Regions from separate parts of the Homo sapiens genome. Here region 1 is linked to region 2. Evidence: read pairs that join two places in POLR2A ChIA-PET (ENCODE). Cell type or tissue: MCF 10A. All regions are shown on one strand. Links, peaks and the distances in the headings refer to the core of each region. The heading gives the core; the rest is flanking DNA. Region 1 has its middle 13 kb from the start of KIF14. Region 2 overlaps DDX59-AS1 (DDX59 antisense RNA 1).

Region 1 (4,400 bases), core at 164-4,163, 51 kb before region 2:
ATAAAAAACTTAGCCAGGTGTGGTACTATGCACCTGTAGTTCAAGCTACTCAGGTGGCTGAGGTGGGAGGATCGCTTGAGCCTGGGAGGTGGAGGCTGCAGTGAGCCATAATCAGACTACTGCACTCCAGCCTGGGCAACAGAGTGAAACTCTGTCTCAAAAAATAATAATAATATAATAAAACAAAGAATCATGCAAACTTATATGAGGTAGTAGTGGGAAAAAGGCACAAGTTTTATAATTATATAGACTTGGACTTAAATCCATGTTTTACTATGCCTGGAATGCAATCTTGGGCAAGTTACTTAACCCCTCTGTGCCTCAGTCTTCTCATCTGTAAAATGGGATAGTAATAGTTCCTACTACATGATGTTGTTGTAAGGATTATGTGGGTTAATGAATATAAACCAGTTGGCACATGTAAGTTGTTAGTAAACGTGACTTCCTTTTTCTACCACTATAAAGATTTCCATGGTAGTCCAGTTTCTGCTGCAATAATGCTGCATAACAAACACCTCCAAAATTTCAATGGCTTCCAATAAGCATTCACTTCCTTGGTCATAGGTCCGATAGTTGGCTGGGGTGGCTCTATTTCAGGCTGCTTGTGAGGTTCAGGTCGACTTCATGTGTCTTTCTGGGATCAGATTGAAGGGGCAGTGGCTACATGGAGCAAGATCATTTAAAACCTCTGCTCTTAACACATTTGCTTTCATTCCATTGGCCAAGCCCAAAGTCAGTGGAGCAAGAAGGTGCAGGAAAAAGGAAATGGCTATTTGCTGAGTAGTAATCTAATTTGTCACAACCGAGAGTTTAATATTTATAAATTTCTGAATTATATATCAACAAAGAGAATGAGAAAACCTAGATCAAGTGTCCATAACTATTATCTTCCTAATATTTTAGGGGAAAAAAATCAATCAATCCAGTATTCAATTTTTGGCCAGGCGCGGTGGCTCACGCCTGTAATCCCAGGACTTTAGGAGGCCTAGGCAGGTGGATCACTTGAGGTGAGGAGTTCGAGACCAGACTGGCCAACATGGCAAAACTCTGTCTCTACTAAAAACAAAAAATTAGCCAGGTGTGGTGGTGTGGCGTGTGCCTGTAATCCCAGCTACTCGGGAGGCTGAGGCAGGAGAATCGCTTGAACCTGGCAGGCAGAGGTTGCAGTGAGCTGAGATCATGCCACTGCACTCCAGCCTGGGGAATAAGAGTGAAAACTCCATCTAAAAAAAAAAAAAAATTTTGAATTCAGTTTTAAGGATGCTTTTTATATATTGCCAAGTATTACAGAATTTCGCTTTCTTTTTAATGACTATAAATCTAAAAATTTAAAAATGAAACACTATGTTATTTATAGTGTTTTATTATGTTACTTTATATAAATTTTAATAATATATAAATGTTCTAAATAGGTTTTATTTTTATTGTGTTATATACTATATAAATAGTTCTCTAAGCAGTTACTGAGAGCCTAGCACAGATATGTTCTAGGGATTCTGAGGACTAACAAAGTAGGCAGAATAATGTCATGGAAGATGTCCAAAGGCTTGGGCTCTGGTCCTAGCCCGCCAATGGGTCTGTGGGCTGCCAATGGCTCATGCACATTCATACTTTCCCTCTCTAGGGAAAAGTGGCCAGGTGATCTGTCTGGCCCCAGATGTTTTGTTTTTGGACAGAGGATACAGTGCCTGCTTTCAGAAGAAATGGGAATACCCAAAATACAGAGGAAGGAATGTATATGTTGTCCTATCTCTACCAAAACTCAGCACAGGGAAGTGGTTCTGTATACAGGTGCAAAGGCCAGACTGCCTAAGTCTGAATCCTGGCTCTGCCACTTACCTTGGGCACCTTAGGTAACCCCTCTGAAATCTGTAAAATGATGATTTAAAATTGTACCTACTTCATAGAGCTTTTGTCAGAATTAAACAAATTACTCATCAATAGTAGTCAGAACAGGCCAGGCGCAGTGGCTCACACCTGTAATCCCAGCAATTTGGGAGGCTGAGGCAGGTGGATCACATGAGGTCAGGAGTTTGAGACCAGCCTGGCCAACATGGCAAAACCCCGTCTCTACTGAAAATACAAAAGATAGCTGGGCATGGTGGCATGCGCCTGTAGTCCCAGCTACTTGGGAGGCTGAGGCAGGAGAATCGCCTGAATCTGGGAGGCAGAGGTTGCAGTGAATGGAGATTGTGCCACTGCACTCCAGCCTGGGTGACAGAGAAAGCCTCCATCTCAAAAATTAAAAAATTTAAAAAAAAGGAGTTAGAACACTGTCTGATACCCAGGAAATGTTACAGCAGTGTTATTCATTACCTTTGTTAAACAGTTTAAAAGTTTGAGCTATTATCTTGCTCCTTAAAGAATCACTAAATGATTTCTGATCTACAATAGCTCCTTTTCATTTGTCAGAGAAACTGTGTCTATTAACTAGTAAGAAAGGAATTCTAAGTCTATTGTCTTAGAAGTAATTTAATCATTAGCTTCTCCAGTAGCTTTAAATTGTGGATAATAACCAGAGACTATTTAAGAGAGTGCAATTACTTCAACCTTCATCAGTCCATTGCAGCTCCATCTAACCATATATTTTTGTTTTTCCCTAACTATTAGTGTTAGTAAAAAAACTAATCAAAAAGAGTATCAGTCATCCTCATTTAGTTTGGTTCATTGCTTTATGGTCTTACCTTCTTTGATCTTTGATTGTTTCTTTACTCACCTTCTACTTTCATTGACTACATTATTTTAAAAATAATTATATTGTTATTTTCATTTCATATTGTTAAAAGCATAGGAACTGGTCCCCTAAATACTTAACTGATGATTATTTGCTATTATTAACAGTTTTATGAAATTCACAGTTTCATTTTCATAATTACCATTTTACTATTTAGCATACTTATTTTAAATGAAATAATAAAATAGTGCTCCTCCAACAAAGCATAAAACTTTATGGTAACTGGCTACTTTGTTGCTCTTTCAACCAAATAAAAATTTTTATATTTATTTATGAGATTTTGCTTCCTTTTGTGAAATAAAGACCTAATGAGCACAAAAATGAAGTCTTGATGCTCATGAAATCGTGATAAATATCATCACTTTTTCCCTTACTTATTGCCAAATGTCTGCCCTTCCATGCACACCCACACTCACCACCAACTACAGGGACTCACCAGTGTTCTGTGCTATGTTCAGCAGGCCAGGATGCACTATGAATATAAATGGTGAGGGGATACAGGGCTGTAACCAAGGAGCTCAGAGAGGCCAGGAGGAAGCCAAGCACCAAATCCTAGCTGTCCTAGCTTCTAGTCATTGCATTGCTGCCAAAGATGCCAAATGCTGTGGGGGGTTAACTACGATCACAACATTCACCTCTTTGCATTCTCACAAACACCCCAAAACTTGCAGACACCTCATTGCACAACTCCAGGGGGCACTGTTCACATACTGCCCAGCAGCTCTGTGAACTTGCTCTCATGTGTCCAACCTTTATCTCTAACTCTAGCCCTACCTCTTCTACCTTCTCCTGGTTAGCTTTTGTAGAGACTAAAAAATTAAATGCAGTTAATCAGAATACTCTGGTGACTAGCATTTTCTTGAGATTAGAAAAGATGAGAATGAAAGCTCAAGCAAGCTGCAGAGACATGGACTCTGCTTTCAAAAGCTGTCTGAAACTTTCAGATCTATAAAGAAATTTGACTTTTTGTAAAAGACCTTTGCATATGTTAATCATGGTCACTAAGGATCATAAGGTCTGAATATCAGAAGATGTCACCATCATAGCCTATCTACACAAGTCCTATGCAGCAATAATATGGCCTGGATTTTTGGCAATCTACTACATATATAACTGATATGATTGATTTTAAACCTGTGAAAGACTAATCATATAAATGCACTTATCTATCAGGAAAAACAAATCTTCTGTAAGATTATGTCCATATTTTGGTATTGGAATAAGTGGTCATTATAGGTATACATCTAACTGATGCAGGTATCTCCTTTATTTATTTATTTATTTAAGACCAAGTCTCACTCTGTCACCCAGGCTGGAGTGCAGTGGCATGATCTCAGCTCACTGCAGCCTCAACTTCCCAGGCTCAGGTGATCCTCTCACCTCAGCTTCCTGAGTAGCTGGGACTACAGGTGTGTGCCACCATGCCTGGCTAATTTTTGTATTTTTTGTAGAGATGGGGTTTCACCATGTTGCTCAGGCTGGTCTTGAACTCCTGAGCTCAAGCAATCTGCCCACTGCTTTGGCCTTCCAAAATGCTGGGATTACAGGTGTGAGCCACCATGCCCGGCTGATGTCTGTATTTTTTTTTGGTTTTTTTTTTGAGGCGGAGTCTCGCCCTGTCACCCAGGCTGGAGTGCAGTGGCTCGATCTCAGCTCACTGCAACCT
Region 2 (4,400 bases), core at 80-4,079:
TGGAATTACAGGCACGTGCCACCACATCTGGCTAATTTTTTATATTTTTGTAAAGATGGGGTTTCACCATGTTGGCCAGGCTGGACTCAAACTCCTGACCTCAAGTGATTCAACCACCTCAGCCTCCCAAAGTGTTGGGATTATTGGTGTGAGCCACCGCTCCTGGCTGTCTGCTTTGATTTATTCATTTTTTGTTAAAGCTGTGGGTAAGAGTGGGGCTACAGCTGGGGTTGTGGGGAGGTGGTATCATTTAGAAGCTTTGAAAAGACGGAAGATGTGAACTAGTCTTTTTGAAGAGTGGGAAAGAGAACATTTCAAGAAATATAGTAGGATTGTCAAGTATGCTAAGCACCCAACTGAGATTTTGGGCCATGAATTTAAAGAAAACTAATGGATATGGTGAATAAGATCAGCTGAGCACTATTTGGCTGCTCTCATGCAGGCCCAGAGTGAGCAGATTGTTGGGTATAAGCAGAGTTTCAGGCTTTCCTAATTGAATACAACAGGGTAAGCTCAGGGAGAGAAGGGCAAAGGTTTTAAGGGTGTTTGCAAGGGAGTCATTATAAACATGAGCTGTGGCTTTTAGGCTAGCTAAAGAAAAAGACGTGAGGACATGGATAGCTGATTATAGTTGAGAAAATGATAGAGTCTAAGAATGAGAGTTCTTCATGAAGTTGAAGAATTGCTGAAGCAGGAGTTCTTGAGAATCCAGAAGGATGGGGGATGCTGGTCAGAGAATGGGACTCTGGAAGTTACAGTGTCAGAAGTGTGCAGTGATTGTCATGAGAAAAAGAATGCCATGGTCATCTGAGGGGGCATGGAGGATTAGATTATCAGATGCCAAAAAGGCTGAGGAACTGAGAGGCCAAGATGTCAGATGGAATATCCACATGAATAGTGAAATCACTTTAAAATTTAAAAAATCACTTTAAAATTTAAAAAGAGAGAGAGGGAGAAATGAAAAGGAGAGCAATGAGTCAGGTGGGGTGAGGACTATTTATGTCTTCAATCAAGGCAGGCCTGGGCTTCACATTTTTTGGCTTTCTGAGGGGAGGATATTTCCAAGAAAAAAAAGAAGAAAGGCACAAAGCAAAATGAAAGAAAAAAGCCAAGAGAGTTTGTCCCAGCCCAGTGTTCTAGTGTGGTTGCCTGATTGTGAACTGCACATGCATTTTACTCTTAACTCAGGACTGCTCAAGTCTGAGCATTTGAGTAGGGCCATAGTGGACATAAGAGCACAGTTCTTAGCCCATTCTCCATATGTACATATGGGCTTTTTTATCTGCTGGAAGTATCCACAGAATTCATTAGACTCTCAAAGTGAGCATGACTCCAAAAGGTCCAGAGCCACCTCAAAGATCAGAGTGGGTTCCCTATAAAGGGGAGATGAGCAAAATCTCAGTCAATTGCACTATAATATTAATGATAATAACGATAATGATAATGGCTGATATTTATTGAGTACTTTCTTTCTTTTTTTTTTTTTTTTATGAGACGAGGTCTCACTCTGTTGCCTAGTCTGTAGTGCAGTGGCACAATCATAGCTCACTGTAGCCTTGAACTCCTGGGCTCCAGCAGTCCTCTTGCCTCAGCCTCCTAGGTACCTGAGACTACAGGGACTACAGGCACAAGCCATCATGGCTGGCTAATTTTTTTTTTAATTTTTAATTTTGTAGAGACAGAGGTCTCACTTTGCTGCCCAGGCTGGTCTCGAACTTCTGGCTTCAAGCAGTCCTCCTGCCTTAGCCTCCCAAAGTGTTGGCATTATAAGCCTGAGCCACTGTGCCTGGCTTTTATTGAGTATTTTCTATGTGCCAGGTCTCATGCAAGAGAAAACATGCCCTGAGCAAACATTTTGAGCAATCTGGTCTGTGTCAGTGAGGTGCCTCACAAGAAATGAGTAAGAAGGCATTCCACTTTAAATATCAGTCTTCGGTGAGTTGGTTACCGTGAGTCCTTTCATCAGAGACCAATCAACTCTCTGAATCACTGATCAAATTTACTTTCAGAACTTACATAGCTAACTTCACTTTGGTGACCACATCGATGTAAAGTAACCGTGTGAGGCCTTGCTGGAGTAGTCACCCTGTCTCTGTAAATCTATATCTTATTGATTGCTTCATTAGGTCACTTTCTTCAAAGTGTTTTCTTTCAATGGCAATTTACTCTGTGAGGCAAAATAAGGCAGTACTACATATAGAAAATAAAAATAACATTAAAATTTGAGATTTTTGTTTGAGTGTCGTGGCTCATGCCTATAATCCCAGCATTTTGGGAGGCTGATGCAGGAGGATCCCTTGAGCCTAGGAGTTCAAGATCAGCCTGGGCAACATAGTGAAACCTCATCTCTACAAGAAACTAAAATGTGTGTGTGTGTGTGTGTGTGTGTACACACACACGTATGTATACATGTATATACATAATTTGAGATCTTTAAAATATGGGGAAAGTTGGGTATTTGACTTAATCTATCAAAAACTTCTAAGTTTGAGATATCCTTCTTACAAATCATTGATAAAATGTGAATTCAAAATTTGTCAAGATTTTTAAATGATAATATCCAGCTTTAGTAAGCATATAAAGAAACTCACGCTCCTGTACATTGCTAGTCAATTAATACAATAGCAGTATTTTTTAATCAAGTGCTTAAAAATATTTGTACTTAGCAATTTTTCTTTCTAGGTTTTTTTTCTTATGGTGTAATTACTGATACAAATAGAGCTATATTTTGGGGATGTTTATTATGTTAAAGATAATGTTATTCTGAAAACAATCTCTTAAGTATTGAGTAAGAGATTAGTTTAACTAATTTTTATGCATCTGTACAATGGAATATAATGCAACCGTTAAAAATTAGGTTGAATAGGCCGGGCACGGTGGCTCACGCCTGTAATCCCAGCACTTTGGGAGGCCAAAGCAGGCGGATCATGAGGTCAGGAGATTGAGACCATCCTGGCTAACATGGTGAAACCCCGTCTCTACTAAAACTACAAGAAGTTAGCCGGGCGTGGTGGCTGGTGTCTGTAATCCCAGCTACTCAGGAGGCTAAGGCAGGAGAATGGTGTGAACCCGGGAGGCAGAGCTTGCAGTGAGCTGAGATCGTGCCACTGCACTCCAGCCTGGGCAATAGAGCAAGACTCTGTCTCAACAAAAAAAAAATTAGGTTGAATATTTAATGACAGAGGATATTAATGGCCTATTAAGAGAAAAAAAGTTAAAAACTGCATGCTTGGTATGACTCAATGGTTTTGAAAAAATAAATGTGAAAAAATTTATATGAAAAAAGATGAATTCATAGCAAATATTAATAGTTGCACAAGCATAGACATATAGGTCAGAAAAATAGAATTGAAAGTCCAGAAGTAAACCCTTTCACTTATGGTCAATTGATTTTTAACAAGGGCGTCTAGCCAATTCAATGAGGGTAAAGAATAATCTTTTCAATAAATGTTGCTGGGATGACTGGATATCCATGTATAAAAGAATTAAGTTTGCTGGGCATGGTGGCTCACGCCTGTAATCCCAGCACTTTAGGAGGCCGAAGTGGGCACATCACCTGAGGTCGGGAGTTTGAGACCAGCCTGACCAACATGGAGAAACCCCATCTCTATTAAAAGTACAAAATTAGCCAGGCGTGGGGGCGCATGCCTGTAATCCCAGCTACTCAGGAGGCTGAGGCAGGAGAATCGCTTGAACCCAGCAGGCGGAGGTTGCTGTGAGCCCAGATCACGCCATTGCACTCCAGCCTGGGCAACAAGAGCAAAACTCCGTCTCAAAAAAAAAAAAAAAGAATTAAGTTTAACCCCAGCCTCACACTTACCAAAAATTAAATCAAATGGATCAGACTCTAATCTCTAATGTCAGAGCTAAAGTTAGAAAATCTGTAGAAGAAAATACAGGCACAATTTTCATGACCTTGAGTCAGACAAAACCTTCTAAGATACAGCACCAAAAGCGTAAGAGACAAAAGAAAAAAATAGATAAAGTAGACTTCATCAAGTTAAAAACTTTTGTGCTGCAAGTGATACTATCATGAAAATAAAAGACAATTCATAGAATGGAATAAATGATTTGTAATTAATATATATCTGATAAGAGACTTGTAACCAGAATTTATAATGAAGTCTTAATACTTTAAAAAAAAAACAAATTTTTAAAAGGACAGAGGATCTGAATAGACCCTTTTCCATAGAAAATATGCAGATAACCAATACATGAAAAGATGCTTAACATCATTGGTAATTAGAGAAATGCAAATCAAAACCACAATGAGATAGCACTTCACACTTACTAGGATAGCAATATATATATAGTTGGCAGACAATATAAAGGGTTGTCAGGATGTGGAGAAATTGGAACCTTTATACATTGATGATGGGACTGTAAAGTGGTACAGCCAT

Evidence for each region. Peaks named below come from ENCODE experiments on the same cell type or tissue, not always from the same donor. Only the 100,000 strongest peaks of a DNase experiment are listed, where the experiment ranks them.
Region 1: POLR2A ChIA-PET joins it to region 2 with 5 read pairs; 28 of 35 experiments call an interaction of 5 or more read pairs at or near these places.

The regions. Positions count from the first base shown.
Region 1 is chr1:200,631,220-200,635,619 of GRCh38, forward strand. No RefSeq gene overlaps it. Among named protein-coding and RNA genes, the nearest start is that of KIF14, 13 kb to the left of the region's middle. In MCF 10A, for the core only: a CTCF peak has its summit at 3,422 (motif pointing right); no DNase peak of the experiment used is centred there.
Region 2 is chr1:200,682,263-200,686,662 of GRCh38, forward strand. The region is part of intron 1 of DDX59-AS1 (DDX59 antisense RNA 1); the gene reads left to right. Among named protein-coding and RNA genes, the nearest start is that of DDX59, 15 kb to the left of the region's middle. In MCF 10A, for the core only: no CTCF peak of the experiment used is centred there; a DNase peak (open chromatin) is centred at 1,879.